Linked DNA regions of Homo sapiens: region 1 is linked to region 2. Evidence: chromatin contacts called from ENCODE Hi-C or POLR2A ChIA-PET data. All regions are on one chromosome and are shown on one strand. Each heading gives the region's core, a stretch centred on a gene start or an enhancer-like site at or near the end of the contact. The rest is flanking DNA. Distances are from core to core; before and after follow the strand shown. Region 1 holds the start of MYL6 (myosin light chain 6). Region 2 holds the start of ANKRD52 (ankyrin repeat domain 52).

The links. Hi-C counts contacts between places; a loop is a spot of excess contacts on that map. ChIA-PET counts read pairs that join two places held with the same protein, here RNA polymerase II (POLR2A). Pooled maps may share reads with other maps.
Region 1: a pooled map shows a loop between it and region 2 (5-fold over the local background). The contact joins the promoter of MYL6 here to the promoter of ANKRD52 in region 2. A Hi-C loop is called at or near these places in 3 of 37 single-sample maps with no recorded cell type and 11 of 50 pooled maps. POLR2A ChIA-PET finds 5 or more read pairs at or near these places in 11 of 52 experiments (A549, AG04449, BJ and 7 more).

What each region holds. Positions count from the first base shown.
Region 1 is chr12:56,155,607-56,160,029 of GRCh38, forward strand. It overlaps MYL6 (myosin light chain 6), which reads left to right and starts at 2,753. Exons shown (of 7, transcript NM_021019.5): 1 at 2,753-2,798; 2 at 3,078-3,105; 3 at 3,981-4,124; 4 at 4,369-4,423. The coding sequence starts at 2,796. It overlaps MYL6B (myosin light chain 6B), which reads left to right. Exons shown (of 8, transcript NM_002475.5): 6 at 1,862-1,939; 7 at 2,092-2,129; 8 at 2,276-2,376. The coding sequence ends at 2,120. MYL6B-AS1 (MYL6B antisense RNA 1) reads right to left here and starts at 2,619. Exons shown (of 3, transcript NR_186043.1): 1 at 2,577-2,619; 2 at 2,028-2,339. RefSeq lists enhancers at 1,752-1,861, 3,872-3,941, 3,982-4,051 and silencers at 2,482-2,651, 3,022-3,201.
Region 2 is chr12:56,256,931-56,261,415 of GRCh38, forward strand. It overlaps ANKRD52 (ankyrin repeat domain 52), which reads right to left and starts at 1,454. Exons shown (of 28, transcript NM_173595.4): 1 at 1,313-1,454; 2 at 898-981; 3 at 353-431; 4 at 85-155. The coding sequence starts at 1,339. RefSeq lists enhancers at 1-456, 763-812, 893-942 and silencers at 1,003-1,072, 1,093-1,642, 1,653-1,712.

The sequences.
Region 1 (4,423 bases), core at 1,503-4,002, 100 kb before region 2:
GGGGACCAGAACTCCTTTAGAGTGGAGAGGGGGATGGGGTGGGCCAGAAAGACTGGACAGATAAGCAGAGCTAGCAGGAGGCTTACTGTCCTGCAGGTTGTCGGCAGGAGACTGAGAAGGTCAGAGCTATGGGGGTAGAATCTGAAGGACTCGCTCTTCCAGAGGCTAAAGTGCCATCCGGAGGGCAGAGGAAAAGGGATGAGGCGGGAAACCTGAATTTTCATTTTGGAAGAGACGTGTGGGTTGTGTGTTCTGGTACAAGTCTCGTAACCTCCTGGGATTGTTTCCTTGTGGGTCAATACTTTCAGCAGTACTAGGGTGAAATGGAAAGCAAGAGGCATCCATGACCAGGGGAGGATTCCCTTGAGGACTGAGGCTATGGGAGAAGAAGAGGTACCACTCTAAAGAGCGTGGCCTGGCCAGGTATGGTGGCTCACGCCTGTAATCCCAGCATTTTGGGAGACCAAGGCGGGCGGATCACCTTAGCTCGGGAGTTCGAGACCGGCCTGGCCAACATGGTAAAACCCCATCTCTATTAGTAATATAAAAACTAGGCGGGCATGGTGGCACGCACCTATAATCCCAGCTACCCAGGAGGCTGAGGCAGGAGAATCGCTGGAACCCGGGAGTCTGAGGTTGCAGTGAGCCGAGAGATCATGCCACTGTACTCCAGCCTGGGGGACAGAGCAAGGTTCTGTCTCAAAAAAAAAAAAAAAGGCCAGACACGGTGGCTCAAGCCTGTAATCCCAGCACTTTGGGAAGCCGAGGCAGGCGGATCACTTGAGATCAGGAGTTCAAGACCAGCCTGGCCAACATGGTGAAACCTCGTCTCTACTAAAAACACAAAAATTAGCCAGGCATGATGGCGGGTGCCTGTAATCCCAGCTACTTGGTAGGCTAAGGCAGGAGAATCGCTTTAACCCGGGAGGTGGAGGTTGCGGTGAGCCGAGACCGTGCCACTGTACTCCAGCCTGGGTGATAGAGCAAGACTCAGTTTAAAAAAAAGCAAAACAGCATGGGCTGGCCGGGAGCAGTGGCTCACTCCTGTAATCCTAGCACTTTGGGAGGCCAAGGCAGGAGGATCGCTTGAGCCCAGGAGTTCGAGACCAGCCTGGGCAACGTAGTGAGATTCTATCTCTATTTAAAAAAAAAAAAAGTACAAGGCTGGGCGTGGTGGCTCACACCTGTAATCTCAGCATTTTGGGAGGCCGAGATGGGCAGATCATTTGAGCTCAGGAGTTCGAGACCAGCCTGAGCAACATGGCAAAACCATGTCTCTACAAAAAAATTTAAAAATTAGCCAGGCGTGGTGGTGCACGCTTGTAGTCCCAGCTACTTCGAAGGCCGATGTGAATCACTGGAGCCCAGGAGGTGGAAGTTGCAGTGAGCCATGATGATGTCACTGCACTCCAGCCTGGGTGACAGAGGGAGACCCTATCTCAAAAAAAAAAAAAAAAAATTACAATTGTTATGTTTATATTGTTGTTTACAAAAATATATGGAAAAAGCCAGGCGCGGTGGCTCACGCCTGTAATCCTAGCACTTTGGGAGGCCGAGGCAGGTGTATGACCTGAGGTCAAGAGTTTGAGAGCAGCCTGCCCAACATGGCGAAACCTCGTCTCTACCAAAAATACAAAAAATTAGCCGGGCGCCTGTAATCCCAGCTACTCGGGAGGGTGAGGCAGGAGAATCGCGTGAACACGGGAGGCGGAGGTTGCAGTGAGCCGAGATCGCTCCGCTCCACTGCACTCCAGCCTGAGCGACAGGAGCGAAACTCCGTCTCAAAAAAAAAAAGGAAAAGCGTGGCCTGGGTGAGTGAAGGAGGGAAAGGAGGGCCTCAGACGTTGTGTCTGGGATTCAGGAGAGAAGATGACTGAGGAGGAGGTGGAGACCGTTCTGGCAGGACACGAGGACAGCAACGGCTGCATCAACTACGAGGGTGAGGGGACAAAAAAGCGGGAGCGGGGCCGAGGGAGGAGGGCAGCCTGGCGTCTTGCCGCGTGTGGGCGGGGGCACCCCTGGATTACCTAGAGTCAGATGTATTATCCAAAGGCCTGCTTCTGAAGCCCCTCTTGCCTCCTCTCTCTGCAGCCTTCTTGAAACACATCCTAAGCGTCTGAGTGCTGCAGGTAGGGCCCTCCCACCCCTTCGCCGCGCCTTACGAGGCAAGTCTCCCGCCCTTCTCTCAGCCAACATAGAAAAGCAGCGGAGTTCATTCTGCTGTCCGGTTGCTGCACGGGCTCCAGCGCTTCGCAACTTTGGTTTTTTTCCACAGATCCAGTGGGGTCCGGACACTGGGCCCCGCAGGCGAAAGCACGTTCCAGCCACCAGGAGGCCACCTATTGTTTCAAAATAAAGACTGGGTTCCTCTCTTGGTTTCAGACTGCTATTTTTTTCATGGTTGGGGGAGCAGCGGGAGACGGGGAGGGTGCTAGGAGGAGAGGGCGGGAAAAGAGGGCTCTCTCCTCTTCCAATCCTCTGATCTTCCTGCTGTTGGGAGGTGCAGATTCATTGTGCCCCAGCCCACGTCCCCCCACGACCCCCGCCCCCCCACCTCCCCCCACGACCCCCCCCACCTCCGAGCGGGTTCTGTGCCCAGGTGGCGCTGGAGAAAGGAACAGCGGACCCCGCCCAAGTCATTACTAATGTAGCAATCGTCTGCATAAACCCAGGCCACGGTTCCTATTGGCTGAGTCCTCTGAGGGTGACGTCATCGGGACGTACTAAGACTAGGGTTGGGCCGAGAGTCGGAGCCATTACTGCAGGAAAAGGTCCCGGAGAGCTGAGCAGTCAAGATGGTGGGGCCCAGGTCTTGGGAGACGGGCAGGATTGGGGACGAGAGGCAGGAAGAGACGGGTGGGGGGCGAGGAGAAGGCAGGGGTAGGAGGCAAAGGGAATCTGAGGACCCGAAAGGTTGGAGGTGGGGTTGGAAAGACTGGGGCCCTGCGGGGAAGCGAGTCTGCAGCCTGAAACAGGAGTTTGTGGGTCAGAGTTTGTGGGTCAGAGTTTGTGGGGCTGGGATAGAAACTCGGGGGATTGGCGTTCAGATGCTGACCACTTCCCTCTTCTCTGAGCAGTGTGACTTCACCGAAGACCAGACCGCAGGTAGGTTATCTCTGATCCCTACCGAGGTCACCCTTAGGGAGAGGGACACCCTCCCCCCAGCACCTATCCTCTAATCTTAATCTGTCATCTCTTTAGCACCCCCATGAGATTACCCCCTGGATTATTTTCTCTTCTTCTGGATCCTCCATTTTCTTTTCTCACTTTCTTCCTCCCTCCCCTTCCACTCTAGATCTGATCCCAAGCACTGGGTGAGTTTTAGGTGGTGTGGGTATGTGAAAAAACTTGGTCACTTAATGCCTGCTGTGTGTGGGGTCTCGGGAGGGTGTATAAAGCTGCCTGCTTTCCTTTGTCCTTTAATCAGCTACTTCTGCCTCTTTTCTCCTCTTGTGATAACTGTCCCCGCCCTCCCAGCTTGCAGTTGTGAAGATTGTAGAGCAGTGACCTGATATTCTGTGCAGATGGGGACAAGACAGGGGAGTTTGCTAAGGATATGACTGTAGCTATACCCTCTGGAAGTTCTCTTTATACTGGAGGGGTGCGAAGTGGCAGGTTGGGATGACCCTAGTCCCAGGCTGCTGCTCCCACTTCCTTATAAGGACAGGACTGAGACTGGGCGGTGGCGAATTCCTGCCCTGAGAAGTGTAGTAGCAGCAGTGGAGATTGGCAGGCCTGCCGCAGGCAGAGGGGTTGTGTAAATGGATGTTACCAGGCTGCCAGAAGGGGAGGAAGCCTCTATATAGAACACTTGAGTTGGGAGGAAGAGAAATAGAGCCCTCTTAAGTAGACTTTGGTGTACAGTTTGGTGCAGATATCTCGTTTCCTCAGCATGATCAAAGTTGAATGGGCAGCAGAGCTCTGAGGTAGGGTTTGGATTAACCCTCAAATCCTGTGTTGACATTCATCTGAATCCTCAGAGTTCAAGGAGGCCTTCCAGCTGTTTGACCGAACAGGTGATGGCAAGATCCTGTACAGCCAGTGTGGGGATGTGATGAGGGCCCTGGGCCAGAACCCTACCAACGCCGAGGTGCTCAAGGTCCTGGGGAACCCCAAGAGTGATGGTGAGGGGCCTAAAGAACAACTCCTCAGTGTGGTCATGGGCCCACAGTTCTTCAGCTAAGAGCTTCCCTTTATCTTCATAGGCCCCAAACTCAAGCAAGTCTGGATTAGCAAATCCCATGGATTTCCTTGCTTTTAGTGGGGAGTCATCTGTCATCTCTCTGTTCAGTTGAGGTCTCTATAATCCCCTGTCCTGAGAACTTGTGTTACTTCTCTGGCCTGACACTTCCACCTCCTTTATGGCAGAGATGAATGTGAAGGTGCTGGACTTTGAGCACTTTCTGCCCATGCTGCAGACAGT
Region 2 (4,485 bases), core at 204-2,703:
AGGACTGAGGCTCCTTAACCCTTAACCCCCACCTTTAAGCAACTTATCCTTTTTGAAAGGGTAATAGAAGGTGGGGGTGCATACCTCGTTTCGGGAGGCAGCAGCACGATGAAGAGGGGTCAGCCACAGTGTGTCCTTAGCATTGACATTAGCACCTGTGGGGATATAATTTCCTATTTTGATGGAAGGTGGGGAGGAGGTATGAAGGAAGCCAGTAATCAGGCCAGGAAATCTGAATGGAGCTGGAGCCTCGCCTGGACCAAGCCGGGGAGAGCAATCCTTGAATATCAAAAAAGACTCCTCCCCTCCCTTCGCTCCCTATGTGCCACACCTTCCAGCTCCCCACTTTCACCTGACATCAGTAGCAACTGGAGGATGGGGACATCGCCTACGTAGGCAGCAGCATGCAATGGAGTTCGCCTCTCTTGGTCCTGGGAAGGCAAAAAAGAGCAGGGAGTATGGGCGCGGGGTAAGGGGGCTATCAAGGACCCCAGCCCAAGTCTCAGAGCTCCAGGCCCTTCCCCACAACCTCTTCCCATAGTTTCTGCAGCGTCCTAAGTCCCGGTATTGGGAGTCAAAGGCAAGCACCTAGGGAGGGTGGAGTCAGGGCCAATGGGCTGAGAAGCCGGCTCCTTTTTCCAGGAGGGGTGGGGGCGCTGCAGACTCCGGAGGTTGAGAAGAGAACAACGTTCCTGGGCATTCCCAGCCCAAGTGATCTGGGCTTCAAGCCTGACCTGCTCTCCATCCCCAAATGCAGAGTAGGCTTTCACTCCAGGATGGAAAGAACTGCGGCCTCATCTGAGCAGAGGAGACACGGAGCCGCCCCACCGGTGGGGAGGGGTCCAGAACACGGGAGCCAGGATTCCGGTCTCGCCATCCTCCCTGCTCCCAACTCACCAGCACATTGATGTTCTCCTTCTGCGAGAGTAGGGAACGCACTTCCTCCACATCTCGGCTAAAGATGGCCTGGACCAGGGGCGGCTGCAGAGAGAACCGGCATTCTGAGAGCGGGCTGGAGCCGGAGCGGAACCGGTGTGGGGGTGGGGGTGGGGGAGCACCTAGGTTTGAGTGGGGGGCGTCCGTGGAGGGGCTCCACTCTAGGGATTCTGGCTGGAGCGAGCTCCCGCGGTGCCTCCGCCGGTTGCCAGGTCCCCAAGGACACCGGCTCGGTTGAGGGGAGCGCGGCATGGGGCGGGGCGGGAGCTGCGGGAGCCCCGGGCTCAGGCCCAGCCTAGGCCGCACATCCCCGGGCTCGCGTGACGGCAGCGCCGAGCCCTGGAAGGAGGAAGCGGGAAAGGGCAGGAGGGCTGACCTGGTCCGTGATGCTGAGGATCCCCATGGCTCGGCCCGGGCTCCGTCCGCATCGAGCTCCCGGCGGCGGCGGCGGCGGCTCCACCGGGGACACGGAGCGGCCCAGGCGGCGGCTGCGGTGGCGGCTGCAGGGAGAGCGCGGCCCCGCCTACCGGGGGGCGGGCGAGTTGGAGGCCGCAGCGCTCCCTGGCGGCCGTCCTGGTCCCGGCGCTCCCCGCGCAAACGGACCCCGGCCGCAGCGCCCTCCGCCCCACCCTGGCGGCCCCAGCAGCCCCTGCACCCCCGAACTCGCGCGCCGGCTCCCCGGCTCACGCAGCTGGCCGCGCTGTGCTCTCCGCTCCAGTCTGGCGGCCCAAGGGGTTCCCCACAAGACCCTAGCGGAAACCTGGGCCTTAGTCCCGCGGTGCTTCCCAAACTGAGGACCGAACGGCTGGCCAGATCTTACCCAGCCCACAATGCTCCCGCCCGAGCTAACTCCTCCCGTCAGCGATTCCACACCCCGAAATCCCCCACAGACTAGGAGGAACTGGCGGGTGGAGAACTGGGAATTATGTATGGCAATAGCCCCAGAGGGAGGGAAAGCGTGTATCTCCACTGGCGGAGGCGTGAGTTCGGTAGAGAAGAAATAGCAAAAGTGCTCAAACTGCAGAGAAACCCCAAGGAGGATTCTACTGCAGAAAACACCCACAAAGAGGCCATGACAACTGGCAGCTGGAAAAGGCCGCCAAGACCAACAGAAGGGGCATTTTCCAACTCCTTACTGATTCCATTGCAAGGTTAAAGTGGAAAACACTCAACAATTTCTCCCCAGAACAGCCTGTGGCGCTTCCCCTCCTCCAATGGAGAGGCCAGAGAGCCGTCAATTAGAGAAGAAATGAATGGAGGTCATCTCAACCCAGAAACGGAAAAAGGAGGAAGACGAAAAGTGGAGATTGAAAAATTGATACAATTTATAAAAGGTGATCCAGGGTCCTGTTCAGAGTTTCACAACTCAATACACATTGAAGAGAACACGAAATGGACGAAGTGCAGCATGCTGGCGTCCTGTCAAGGCTTTATATATAAAAATCCTCCCTTGAGGGGAGAGGAAAAAAATTAAAAAATAAAAATACATTTTATTTTATTTTTTGAGATGGAGTTTCACTCTCGTCCCCCAGGCTGGAGTGCAGTGGCACGATCTCGGCTCACTGCAACCTCCGCCTCCCGGGTTCAGTGATTATCCTGTCTCAGACTACCAAGTAGCTGAGACTACAGGCGCCCGCCACCCTGCCCGGCTAATTTTTTATTTTAGTAGAGACGGGGGTTTCACCATGTTGGTCAGGCTGGTCTCGAACTCCTGACCTCAGGTGATCCACCTGCCACGGCATCCCAAAGAGCTGGGATTACCGGCGTGAGCCACCGCACCCGGCGAAAATACATTTCAAAAAAGCCTTCCCGGCCGGGCGCGGTGGCTCACGCCTGTAATCCCAGCACTTTGGGAGTCCGAGGCGGGTGGATCACGAGGTCAGGAGATCGAGACCATCCTGGCTAACACAGCGAAACCCCGTCTCTACTAAAATACAAAAATCAGCCGGGCAGGGTGGCGGGCGCCTGTAGTCCCAGCTGCTTGGGAGGCTGAGGCAGGAGAATGGCGTGAACCCGGGAGGTGGAGCTTGCAGTGAGCCGAGATTGCGCCACTGCACTCCAGCCTGGGCGACAGAGCGAGACTCCGTCTCAAAAAAAAAAAAAAAAAAAAAAAAAAAAAGCCTTCCCATTCCCAACATGGTGAAACCCCATCTCTACCAAAAATATAAAAAAGTAGCCTGGTGTGGTGGTGCACGCCTGTAATCCCAGCTACTGGAGAGGCTGAGGCAGGAGAATCACTTGAACCAAGGAGGCGGAGGTTGCAGTGAGCCGAGATGGAGCCACTGCTCTCCAGCCTGGGTGACAGAGCCAGACTCCATGTCAAAAAAAAAAAAAAAAAAAAAAAGCCTTCCCTTGCTTTCCTGCTAGAAAGATACTTAAGACACTAGTAACAGTCCTTTTTTCCCAGAAAGAAAAACTGGGGTACAGGAAATAAGGAATGAGAGAGAAATTTACCTATCACTATATACCTTTTGGAATTTTTTAAATTTTTACCATATTGAAAATAAAAGTTAAAATATTGCTTAGGAGCAATCACTCCGTGATTCCATGCACACACAAAAATTATGAAGAAATTTAAACTTACCTCTTCCAGGAAGTCTCCTCTGGCTAATAGGCTCTTTTCCTTTTGTTAGTTCTCCTTAACACTTACATACTTAGTTTATACTGCCACAATCTGGTTAAATTGTACACCTTTGTTTCTCATTTCACCTTTTTTTTTGGAGACCAGTGTCGCTCTGTCGCCGCCCAGGCTGGAGTGCTGTGGCGGGATCTCGGCTCACTGCAAGCTCCGCCTCTGGGGTTCATGCCATTCTCCTGCCTCAGCCTCCCCAGTAGCTGGGACTACAGGTGCTGCCACCATGCCCGGCTAACTTTGAGTAGAGATGGGGTTTCACCATGTTAGCCAGGAGGTTTCAATCTCCTGACCTCGTGATCCGCCCGCCTCGGCCTCCCAAAGTGCTGGGATTACAGGCGTGAGCCACCGTGCCCAGCCAGGTATAGTTTTTTTTAAGCTCCAGAATATCAGTATAGAGAAACAGGCATTTAATATTTGATGACTGATGATGATGATGAAGCAGCAGCAGAAACCAAAGGTAGCAAAGGATCAAATGGATATGGGTGTTGGGACTTGGCTATTGGGTATGATGGGCCTTCCAGGAAGGGCTAAACTAGGATATGGCCCAGAGGATAAGGAGGAGGGGCATACATGGTATCCATTGCCCAAAATAACTCTAGGTAACCTGAGGAATTGGAGTCAGGGGTTCAGCTGGGGTCACGTGCCCGGTTCTGGCTAGGGGATGGAGGTGAACAAGAGAGGTTGCCAGCCTGGTTCTCTGGGCAATTGGAGGGAGGAGGACGGGCTAGAAGAGTTATTTTTAATATTATTTAGAGCATCAAAAGAGGATTTCCCAGTAGGAAAAAAAGGGATTTGATGTAGGGAACACTGATACTTTCAGGGCTCAGGGAGACACACAGGGTATGGGAGGAGGAGGCCAGAAGTGGTGATAAAACCTTCTTATATGGACAGTCCTTCTGGATTGAACTACAAGC